Regions from separate parts of the Homo sapiens genome. Here region 1 is linked to region 2. Evidence: chromatin loops called from intact Hi-C (ENCODE). Cell type or tissue: GM12878. All regions are shown on one strand. Links, peaks and the distances in the headings refer to the core of each region. The heading gives the core; the rest is flanking DNA. Region 1 has its middle 4.3 kb from the start of FNDC7. Region 2 has its middle 47 kb from the start of EEIG2.

Evidence for each region. Hi-C counts contacts between places; a loop is a spot of excess contacts. Peaks named below come from ENCODE experiments on the same cell type or tissue, not always from the same donor. Only the 100,000 strongest peaks of a DNase experiment are listed, where the experiment ranks them.
Region 1: it touches region 2 in a loop (4-fold over the local background); 13 of 110 quality-filtered maps call a loop at or near these places.

What each region holds. Positions count from the first base shown.
Region 1 is chr1:108,705,872-108,711,259 of GRCh38, reverse strand. No RefSeq gene overlaps it. Among named protein-coding and RNA genes, the nearest start is that of FNDC7, 4.3 kb to the left of the region's middle. In GM12878, for the core only: a CTCF peak has its summit at 2,054 (motif pointing right); no DNase peak of the experiment used is centred there.
Region 2 is chr1:108,510,102-108,515,489 of GRCh38, reverse strand. No RefSeq gene overlaps it. Among named protein-coding and RNA genes, the nearest start is that of EEIG2, 47 kb to the left of the region's middle. In GM12878, for the core only: a CTCF peak has its summit at 2,815 (motif pointing left); no DNase peak of the experiment used is centred there.

The sequences.
Region 1 (5,388 bases), core at 79-5,078, 200 kb before region 2:
CGGGGTCTCATTCTGTCATCCAACCTGGAATGTAGTGGCGCAATCACACCTCACTGCAGTCTTGACCTCCCAGGCTCTAATGATCCTCCCACTTCAGCCTCCTGAGTAGCTGGGACCACAGGTGTGCAGCACTACACCTGGCTAATTTTTGTATTATTTGTAGAGATGGGGTTTCACCATGTTGCCCAGGCTGGTCTCAAACTCCTGGGCTCAAGCCATCTGCCCACCTTGGCCTCCCAAAGTGCTGGGATTATAAGCGTGAGCCATTGCGCTGGGCCCACAGAATGCAAATTAAAACCACAGTGAGATACATACTTATTGGATGTCTAAAATTAGAAGCTGGTCATTGTGGCTGTGCCTGTAATCCCAGCACTTTGAGAGACCAAAGCAACAGGATCACTTGGGGTCAGGAGTTTTGAGAACAGCCTAGGCAACATCGTAGGACCCTGTCTGTACAAAAAATTTTTTAAAATTAGCTGGATGTGGTGACATGCGCCTGTAGTGCCAGCTACTTGGGAGGCTGAGGCGGGAGGATCACTTGAACTCAGGAGGTCAAGCCTGCAGTGAGCCATGATCGCACCACTGCACTCCAGCCTGAGCAATAGAATGAGACCCTGTCTCAAATAATAAATAAATAAATAAATAAATAATAAAATTAGAAAGACTGAGTAAACTAAGTGTTGGCAAGGATGTGGAACAATCAGAAATCTCATACCTGGTAAGAATGAAAAATGGTACGATCATTTTGGAAAATAATTTGGCTGTTTCTTAAAAAGTTAAACACATGCCTCACCATTTCACTCCTAGGTATTGACTCAAAAAAAATGAAAGCATATGTCCATACAAAAACATACAGGAATATTCACAGTAGCATTATTTTTAACAATCCTCAAACTATAAGCAAACCAAATGTCTGTCAGCCAAAATAAGTAATAAACAAATGAAATTTTTCCCAGCAAAAAAAGGAACACACAAAAACATGGATGAATCTCAAAAAAAGTCAGACCTAAAAAAAGAATACAGATGGTTTGAACTAATCATATAAATTTCTAGAAAATGCAAACTACTCTTAAAAACAGAAAGCAAATCAGTGGCTGCCTGGGGATGGAGAATGGCAGGAAGGAGGGATTACAAAAGTGCAAGAGGAAACTCTTGGGGGTGAAGAACATGTTCATTATGTGAACTGTGGTGGTGAATTTATGAGTGTATACATATGTCAAAATGTATTGAGTTTATGTCTTAAATATGTGCAATTTATTAAATGCTACTTATACCTAAATAAAGGTGTTTTCAAAAATCAGTCTAACTCCAAACCCTAAGCTCCTTCCACTAAACCACTCTGCCTTATGAGCTGACTACTATGAATTTAAGGCGTTTCAATTTGTGCACCCATCAAATATATGTTGACATATTGAGGACCTAATGAAGACCAGGAACTATTCAGGACATGGAAGATACAAACAAATCAGAACCCTGTCCTCTTGGAGCATGCACTCTAGCAAAGGAAGGCCAAACCAAGCAGCTAAAGTAATAAAATATGTTGAGTGCTGCTAAATTTTATGAAGAAAAAGTGGAGTGATAGGAGAGAATACAGCTGTTAGGGAAGACCTCTCTGGCAACCAGATGCTTGAGCACAGGCCTAAGGGAAGTGAAGGAGTGCATCCTTTGGAAACTTAGGAAAAGAACATCCAGGCAGAAGGAAGTGGAAGTGCAAAAGCCCTGAGGAGGGAGCAGCTTGGTTAGAACAGCCTGTGCTCTTACGCCCCCAGCAGCAGGGAGTGTTGGTGGTTGACAGCTCCCGCTCAGTCTCTTGCAGACTTGCCCTTGGCTCATGAGAGCTGCCTGGCTCAAAGTCATACCTGCTCCCTGGGCCACCTACATCCAGTGATTGGTGGATAAAGGAATGTTAGTGCTCCTGGCCCGGATTCAGGACAACTCTGGAGGGGAGATCTGGATGGTACACCATGGTGTCCACCAGGGCAACGGAGGCACCTAGGGTGCAACATTTAAAGAACACCCACTCTCCAGTTCGCTGAAGCCCAGAGTTCCAGAAGGGGGCAGCACAAACCCCTCAAGTGGGTCATTGGGAGTGATGGCAAACAGGACCAGTCATGTTCAGTCACTTGTGTGCACAGAGTAGACAGAGAGTTGTATCTAACTTGGATTGGAGTATTACTAGACAAGGGTGATGGAGACCGCAGTAAGGGAGTTAAGAGTGTTTTCAAGGATGTGATTTATAATATTGTACAGTGGAAACTAAGCTGGGTAAGCAAGGAACTGTGGCTTGTAATACCTCACTGCAATGGAGGCTAAAGGGGCTGCAATGGAATGAAAAGTTGGCAGGAGCAATAGAATGGAGGACCCAAGGGAGTTAAAGAATTGTTGGAGAGGATCTTAGAGAAAGTAAGCAGGAAATATAGGAGTTGGTGATTAGAGAATGGGATGCTTGATTGAAATGGAAACCGTGGAGAAGTGCCAGTTATTGATGATGGCCAGGTCTATGATGTAACCATTGGAACTGGCAGCTGAGGTCAGATGGAGGAAAAAAATCATTGGAGGTCAGGAGGTCAAAAAATTGAGAGGTCTGAGTATTGGAAAGATTGTTCAATGGATATTGGAATCACTAAGAATTATGGCAAGAGTGGTGAAAGAGGTATTGAGCCTCTATTAAACTCTATAATTATTAAAATATTAGGGGAGTATCTATTGGGTATGGATGATATAGACAACTGAGGGACAGTAGATGGTGTAATCTGATGACGTGTTTTATAGGACCTAGGGGATTCAGGAAAGAGAGAAAAACAATGGTCTGGAAGTACAATGATTTTAAAGAAATGAGTTAGGAAAGATAATTATTGTGTTAGCAACCGTCTCTGGCTAATGTCAACTTCTTGGTTGTCAAAATAGGTAATGAGTGTTATCGCTGAACTGTTCCATTGGGAAACAATGCAAATAAAGCGGTTGCTTTTGTAATATGAATTTACTTTAAAGCTTTGAATGACTAAATTTACCAGCTGTCTGAAATTCTCGCTTCAGGAATGAGATTCTGCAAAGCAGTGAATGCATGAATTTTGATACTGAAGGGAATGGAGCTAAGACAACCAAGAGGGGAAATAGCTACAAGAGTAAGTCTATTTACACATTATTAGTGTACTAATAAGGTAATATCAGCAAATTTAAGATTAGTAAATAATGCAAAGGCCAGGAGAGGGACTGAAAATAAAAGATAAAGATAAGAGTCTGGAACGGAAGAGGGAGAAAATGTGAGGATGCTCCACACAAGAATCATCCACTTTCCAGACCACACATGCCTGTGTTGATGCTTCCTGACACCCACCCTCCTTCACTAAGCTCATGCGCACTACTTTAGCTTATGTTACTTGGTGTGCAATTCCAGATCTCAGAACTGTGATTAGTCGGGATTAGGTTTTGCTGAGAGTGGACAGAAAACCTATAACAGTGGCTTAACCAGAAGTTTCTTCCTGATATAAAATAGTAGAGGCAAAGCCTCCAGGAGTGGCGTGGCAATTCTATTCCACGGAGTCTTGAGAGACCCAGGCTCCTTTTTCCTCTTTAGTCTGCCATCCCTAGGAGGAGGCCCTCCTTCTTGGTCCAAGATAAAGTTCCAGCTATCACATTAAAGTTCTAAGCAGCAGAATTCAGTGAGAGGAGATAAAAGAGACTAACGATACATTCCAGTAATCTCTATTGGGGAACAATTGGCAGTCTACCACACAAATGAATGAATAAATAAATGTGATCTGGTGCATAGGTAGATCAGCCAAGGGCAGAATTTAAGACATGTAACGGAAAGATATAGAGAGAGGTGGCCAGGCGCATTGGTTCATGCCCATAATCCCAACACTTTGGGAGGCCAAGGCAGGTGGATCACTTGAGCCTAGGCGTTTGAGAGCAGCCTGGGCAACATGGAGAGACCCCATCTCTACCAAAAATATAAAAAAGTCTCCAGGTGGGGTGGCGTGTGCCTGTAGCCCCAGCTACTCAGCAGGCTGAGGTGGGAGGAGTGCTTGAGCCCAGGGAGGTCAAGGCTGCAGTAAATATGAATATGAAATGAATATGGAGATGAAGTAGGAACTTCAGAAACTAGTAAAGATTTGAAGTGGCCATTGTAGGGGATATCAAAAAGAAATATTTAGGGATATAGAAGGAATGTAGAGTAGGATTAACTCCAGGAAAACATTGGAAACTGCAAGATTTTTAGTGGCCCTAATCCATAATGTAGTCTTCCACCATGCCCTTACATCCCCCTTCTGCCAAAGGCAGACCATTTCCACCAAAAAAAAAAAAAAAAGAGGAATCATATAAAACTTCCTATTTGGGCCCAGCATGGTGTCTCATGCCCATAATCCCAGCATGTTGGGAGGCCAAGGTGGGAGGGTTACTTGAGCCCAAGAGTTCCAGACCAGCCTGGGCAATGCAGTGAGACCCCACCTCTATAAAAAATTAGCCAGGTGTGGTGGTGTGTGCCTATAGTCTCAGCTACTTGGGAGGCTGAGGTAGGAGGATCACTTGAGCTTGGGAGGTTGAGACTACAGTGAGCCACGATCGTGCCACTGTACTCCAGCCTGGGCAACGGAGCAAGACCATGTCTCAAACAAACAAACCCCACTTTTTGTCACAAACACACACCACTTTTTTTCTTCTTCACTCAAATTAAGTAGATGGTATTTTCTTGCTGGTACTAACAAGGATAAACAGATTAAAAACTCAATGTTAGAAAATATCAGGAAGACCCTTACTGATCAGAGATTCCTGGTTATTACAATAAAAGAAACCAGAGTTAGGCTCCTGTATTCCAGGGAAGAGAAACTCAGGCCACCTTAAGAAAAACAGAGAAATTGCAAGGATATCCACTGACCAGACTGGGAAAAAACTAGAAAGCCAGCAGGAAGTGAGGCAGCTTCAGGGTCCGGTGACTCTTTTACATGGTCACTGTTGTAAGACAACTATGCATCTTGTCCACTCTTCTAAGGACTGGCCAATTCTTAGTTTTCTGTTAAAATTCTGAAAGAAGCCTGTCTGATTCACTTACATAATTCTCAACAAACTTCTTGGGCTGAGCCCTTTATACTAGACTACTTCATCAGCCAGCCAAAGGAGGGAGCATCCATATGACTGGCATCATTTTAATACATTGTACCATTCAGGGTCCAGTCCAGAGACAGAAAACACACAGTAATTCCAAGAGGCAAAGTTTGATACAAAGAATTATTAACCAGTAACGGGGTTAACTACTAAAGGTAAAGAGAAGGCTAAAAAAATACAGTAATAGTGGATATAGGGAGCAGCCATTACCTCTAGTGCTGAGGCAGAGGACCCAAGAAAAGAACAAATGTGGGGGACGTGGCTGGGCACAGTGGCTCACAT
Region 2 (5,388 bases), core at 167-5,166:
CTCTTTAAGGAGAACTACAAACCACTGCTCAAGAAAATAAGAGAGGACATAAACAAATGGAAAAACATTCCATGCTCATGGATAGGAAGAATCAATATAGTGAAAATGGCCATACTTCCCAAGGTAATATATAGATTCAATGCTGTTCCTATCAAGCTAGATTCAATGCTGTTCCCATCAAGCTATCATTGACTTTCTTCACAGAATTAGAAAAAACTACTTCGAATTTCACATGGAACCAAAAAGGAGCCCATATAGCCAAGAGAAACCTAAGTCAGAAAAACAAAGCTGGAAGCATCATAGTATCTGACTTCAAACTATGCCACATTCTACTGGGTACCAAAACAGATGTATAGACCAATGGAACAGAACAGAGGCCTCAGAAATAACACCATACATTTGCAACCATTTGATCTTTGACAAAACTGACAAAAACAAGCAATGGACAAAGGATTCCCTATTTAATAAATGGTGTTGGGAAAACTGGCTAGCCATATGAAGAAAACTGAAACTGGACCCCTTCCTTACACCTTATACAAAAATTAACTCGAGATGGATTAAGACTTAAACATAAGGCCTAAAACCATGAAAACTCTAGAAGAAAACCTAGGCAATACCATTCAGTATATAGGCACTGGCAAAGACTTCATGACTAAAACACCAAAGGCAATTGCAACAAAAGCCAAAATTGACAAATGGGATTAGTTAAACTAAAGAGCTTCTGCACAGCAAAAGAAATTATCATCAAAGTGAACAGGCAACCTACAGAATGGGAGAAAATTTTTGCAATCTACCCATCTGACAAAGGGCTAATATCCAGAATCTACAAAGAACTTTAACATATTTGCAAGAAAAAGACAAACTATCCCATCAAAAAGTGGGTGAAGAATACGAACAGACACTTCTCAAAAGAAGACATTCATGTGGCCAACAAATATATGAAAAAAATGTCATCATCCCTGGTCATTAGAGAAATGCAAATCAAAACCACAATGAGATACCATCTCATGCCAGTTAGAATGGTGATCATTAAAAAGTGAGGAAACAACAGATGGTGGAGAGGATGTGAAGAATAGAAACGCTTTTACACTGTTGGTGGGAGTATCAACTAGTTCAACCATTGTGGAAGACAGTGTGGCGATTCCTCTAGGATCTAGAACCAGAAATACCATTAGACTCAGCAATCCCATTACTGGGTATATACCCAAAGGATTTTAAATCATTCTATTATAAAGACACATGTACATGTATGTTTATTGCAACACTATTTACAATAGCAAAGACTTGGAACCAACCCAAATGCCCATCAATGACAGACTGGATAAAGAAAATGTGGCACATATACACCATGGAATACTATGCAGCCATAAAAAAGTTCTTTGCAGGGACATGGATGAAGCTGGAAACTATCATTCTCAGCAAACTAACATAGGAACAGAAAACCAAACACCACATGTTCTCACTCATAAGTGGGAGTTGAACAATGAGAACACACGAACACAGGGAGGGGAACATTACACACTGGGGCCTTTTGGCGGGTAGGGGCAAGGGGAGGAATAGCATTAGGAGAACTACCTAATGCATGCAGGGCTTAAAACTTAGATGATGGGTTGATAAGTGCAGCAAACCACCATGGCACATGTATACCTATGTAACAAACCTGCACGTTCTGCACATGTATCCCAGAGCTTAAAGTATATATAAAAAAAGTCACAGACACCCACAGAGAATGCCATGTATGGTGGAGGCAGAGACTAGAGTGGTGCAGCCAGAAGCCAAGGAATGCCAAGGATTGCTGGCAATCAGGAATGAAGCAGGGAACAGATTCTCCCTTAGAACCTCTGGAAGGAACCAACCTTGCCAACACTTTGATTTTGGTCTTCTGGCCTCCTGAACTGTGAGAAACTAAATTTTTATTGTTTTAAGCCACCCAGTTTCTAGTAATTTGTTAAGTCAGTCCTAGGAAACTAAAACAGCACTCTAGCCTAACTCAAAGTTTCAAAAATCTCTTCCTCTGAACATACATAAATTGAGCACCTAGTGTGTGCTCCACAAATAACTGCTCATTTATGCCCTTGAAAAGGGAGAGTTAATTGTCCATAATAACATAAATAAGAAGCACTTTCACAATAATTGTAAACAAAATATATTCGGATGAAGAAAAGCCACTTTCTCTTTTTGTAGGAAATGCATTATAATAACATAAATAAGAGGCACTTTCACAATAATTTTAAACAAAATATATTCTGATGAGGAAACACCACTTTGCTGTAGTTGCATTTTAAAGAGTTTTATCATGTGAATATTATATATGACATATTACTGTCAAAAGAACTGACGTAAATCAGGGTTATTAAATTTCATGCTTCAAAAAGATGCTACCCACAGATATAAAGATTTTATCATTCTTTTGTCTTTTGCTGTTGCCATGCACCTACCACATTGGCTTTCATTAACTTGACCCTTAACATGAAAGATACCAATAAGACAACCTTTATTTGTAACACTTATGAGAAAAAACTGGTGCAATGTATTTCCTCGGTCGATGAGCTTTCCTGATATTGTAACACGGAGGAAAAAAATGTAATAAAGAATAATAAATAAAACAGGAATAAGTGAAAATTGCTAATTTTTTCCCCTTGCTTTTCCCAAATTATGACTGCACTTTATTTATAATTTCCTTATGTACTTTTATATTCATAGCTAAATATGTCATTGAGTTTGTGGAAAAATATTAATTGAATGAATTGTTTATAGAAAAATACAACGTGGTCTAAAGGCATTCTCAAGCTGTCATTTTGGTGTTCTATCACCCTCTACTGCTCAGTGAGCCAAATTACATTTAGCCTTTTTCCCCACCAAAACTGGTATCTTTTCCAAGGCTAAAAAAATATTTTTTATCCATTTGCTAAATTTATAAAATCTGTTCATAAATAAAAAATCACACTGAAGATAAACAGAGAGAAAGTTATCTGTTTATGTCTCTGTTGGCTCCTCAATGGAAGTTAGAGACTATTTCATGTTCATATCCCTAGCAGACAACATACTGTGTAGCACTGTTTATATACTCCATAAATACTGGCTAAATGAAATGTTGAGGCAATTTGCACAATTATTGCTGTTTTCATTTATCATTTTTACAAAGTCTTTTATTTCATAAATATCATTACTATGTGGATTTATAAGTTAGTAAAACAGATATTTCTAATCTCTTGATTTCATATAAACGCGAAAGTTATTTTGACTTCAATATAATTAACAGTTTCAAACCCTATATTGATAGTCATTTTTACTATGGTTTAACATGGGCATTTTTGTGGTGATCCGTTATTCTGAATAGTTGTACATTATTCATTGGAGCTTTTTGTTGGTTATATTTACAATCAGCTGGGGGTGGTGGAGAAAACCTGAAATACCAGTGGCTTAAGGTCCGATCCTAGTTTATTTCTGTCACACATAAACCTATGTAATCCAGGATGACATGACGTTTCCATAGCAATCAGGATCCTGGCTCCCTCTGTTGTTCAGCTCCATAATGCCTAAATTCTGTACACTAAGAAGAATAGATTGGCGCAGAGCCTCTGGACTGTAGACTAGAATAACTGCATGTCATAGCAGAGTGGAGGCTGGTATACTCTGACAAAGGGTTCTGAAATAGTGGTCCACTAAAGCTACATAAGGTCAGTGTGCTCAGTTGTGAGCTACTTGATGCACTGCAAGTTTCACAAATTGATATCCTAAAAAATCATGATTGTAAATTGGTACTCATAGTGCCCAGTTTCTCTGGTAACATCATCTCCCTGTCTCCATAAAAATGATGCTGTACCTTTTTCAAATCTCTTCAAACTTCTGTCCTCACATCCTGTCTTTCTGATCCTCTCTCCCTCACATCCTTACATCCTCACTTTTACCACAGTGCTTCATTCTTCACTGAAGACATGGAAGCCATTTTATGGGCCTCCTTCATCTTTCCGCTATCATATCCGCAAATTCTTAACCGAATTTGTACCCGTTTTTCAGCTGCATTGGAAGAAGTGTGCCTATAGCTCCAGTCAGCCACAGAGGTGAAGTTGCAGGGATTTACTCAAGGTGATGGTTTTGCCAAATGAATAAGGGAAATAAAAGAGGCATCAGGAGTAAAGGGATATGTAAGGTATTGGTTAAGTTGATGGATCATGGAATCTAAGTGGGACTAAGGAAAGAAATGAGAGCCCAATGAGGTGAGGACTGTGATAATATAGAAACATGAATAAGTTATAAGTCCTATGGGGTCCCTTTTCATATTCTTTGCTTATTCATTACATTATTTGTCTTTTTCTTAGTGATTGATAGGATTTCTTATGTACTCTGAATACTATCTTTTGTTAGTTGTAAGGTTTGTATTTTTGTTCTGTGGCTTTTATTTTTCATCTTTTTAATGATGTGTTTTGATGCACAGGTGTTTTCAATGTTACCAAATTTGTATTTTATGATTTATGATTTTTTCCCCAAAGACCAGATTACAAGCTTCAAGATTTATTTTTTTAAATAATAACATCTCTTATTTGTATAGAATTATGAATTATAAACTATTGTTTTGCTTAATCCTTTTAATTACCATGTGAGACAGACAGGCTAGAGGATATTAGCTCCCATCTTACAGACAAAGGGTGGAAACACTGTACCCATATTTAGTATAAGAGAGAGCTGGGATGTAAGCCCTGGGCTTCCATACTCACAACTGCTTTTTTCCCATGACTTTGTGGTACCTCATTTTAAAGTAATCTGATTTCACAATGTTTCATTACAGTGTAAGAGTAACATCTATATCATATCTTCCTGGCAGGTTACCTCTGGAGCTAACCAACCTAATTAATTACCTCATAGGCTGAAACATTTTAAGGCACTGTTATACCTCTCACTCAATTTCTCAGCCATGTATGAGGGCCCCATGAACCAAAATTGCAGCAAAACTGACCTCAAAGGAGCAGGGAATACAAGGTCAAGTATGTTTTCAAGTGTAACCTAGGCCTGGCACATCCTCGCCAATTGCTCAGATGGCAAGTGGAGGCAACCAAGTGAAGGGAGTAGTGCGAAGGCCCATTTAGGGGTGGACACTGATGAAAAACACTACAGTGTCAGACCCACTGTTTTCAGGATTAAAATCCCAAGAAGCCCAGTTGCTGGTCTACTATCTACTACTATATTATTACCAGCAGGAGACTAGAGTCTCCTGGACTAGACTACTGGAGACTAGAATATACAAGGAAATGCTAATTAACCTGCCTGCCTGGGGCCCAAAAAATCAAACAGCACTAATTTTATCCACACCAAACTGAGAAAATGGTTCATTCCTTTTTTATCTGGATTTTAAGGAGAGTGCTGATCATCAGAGAAACCAGGAAATTC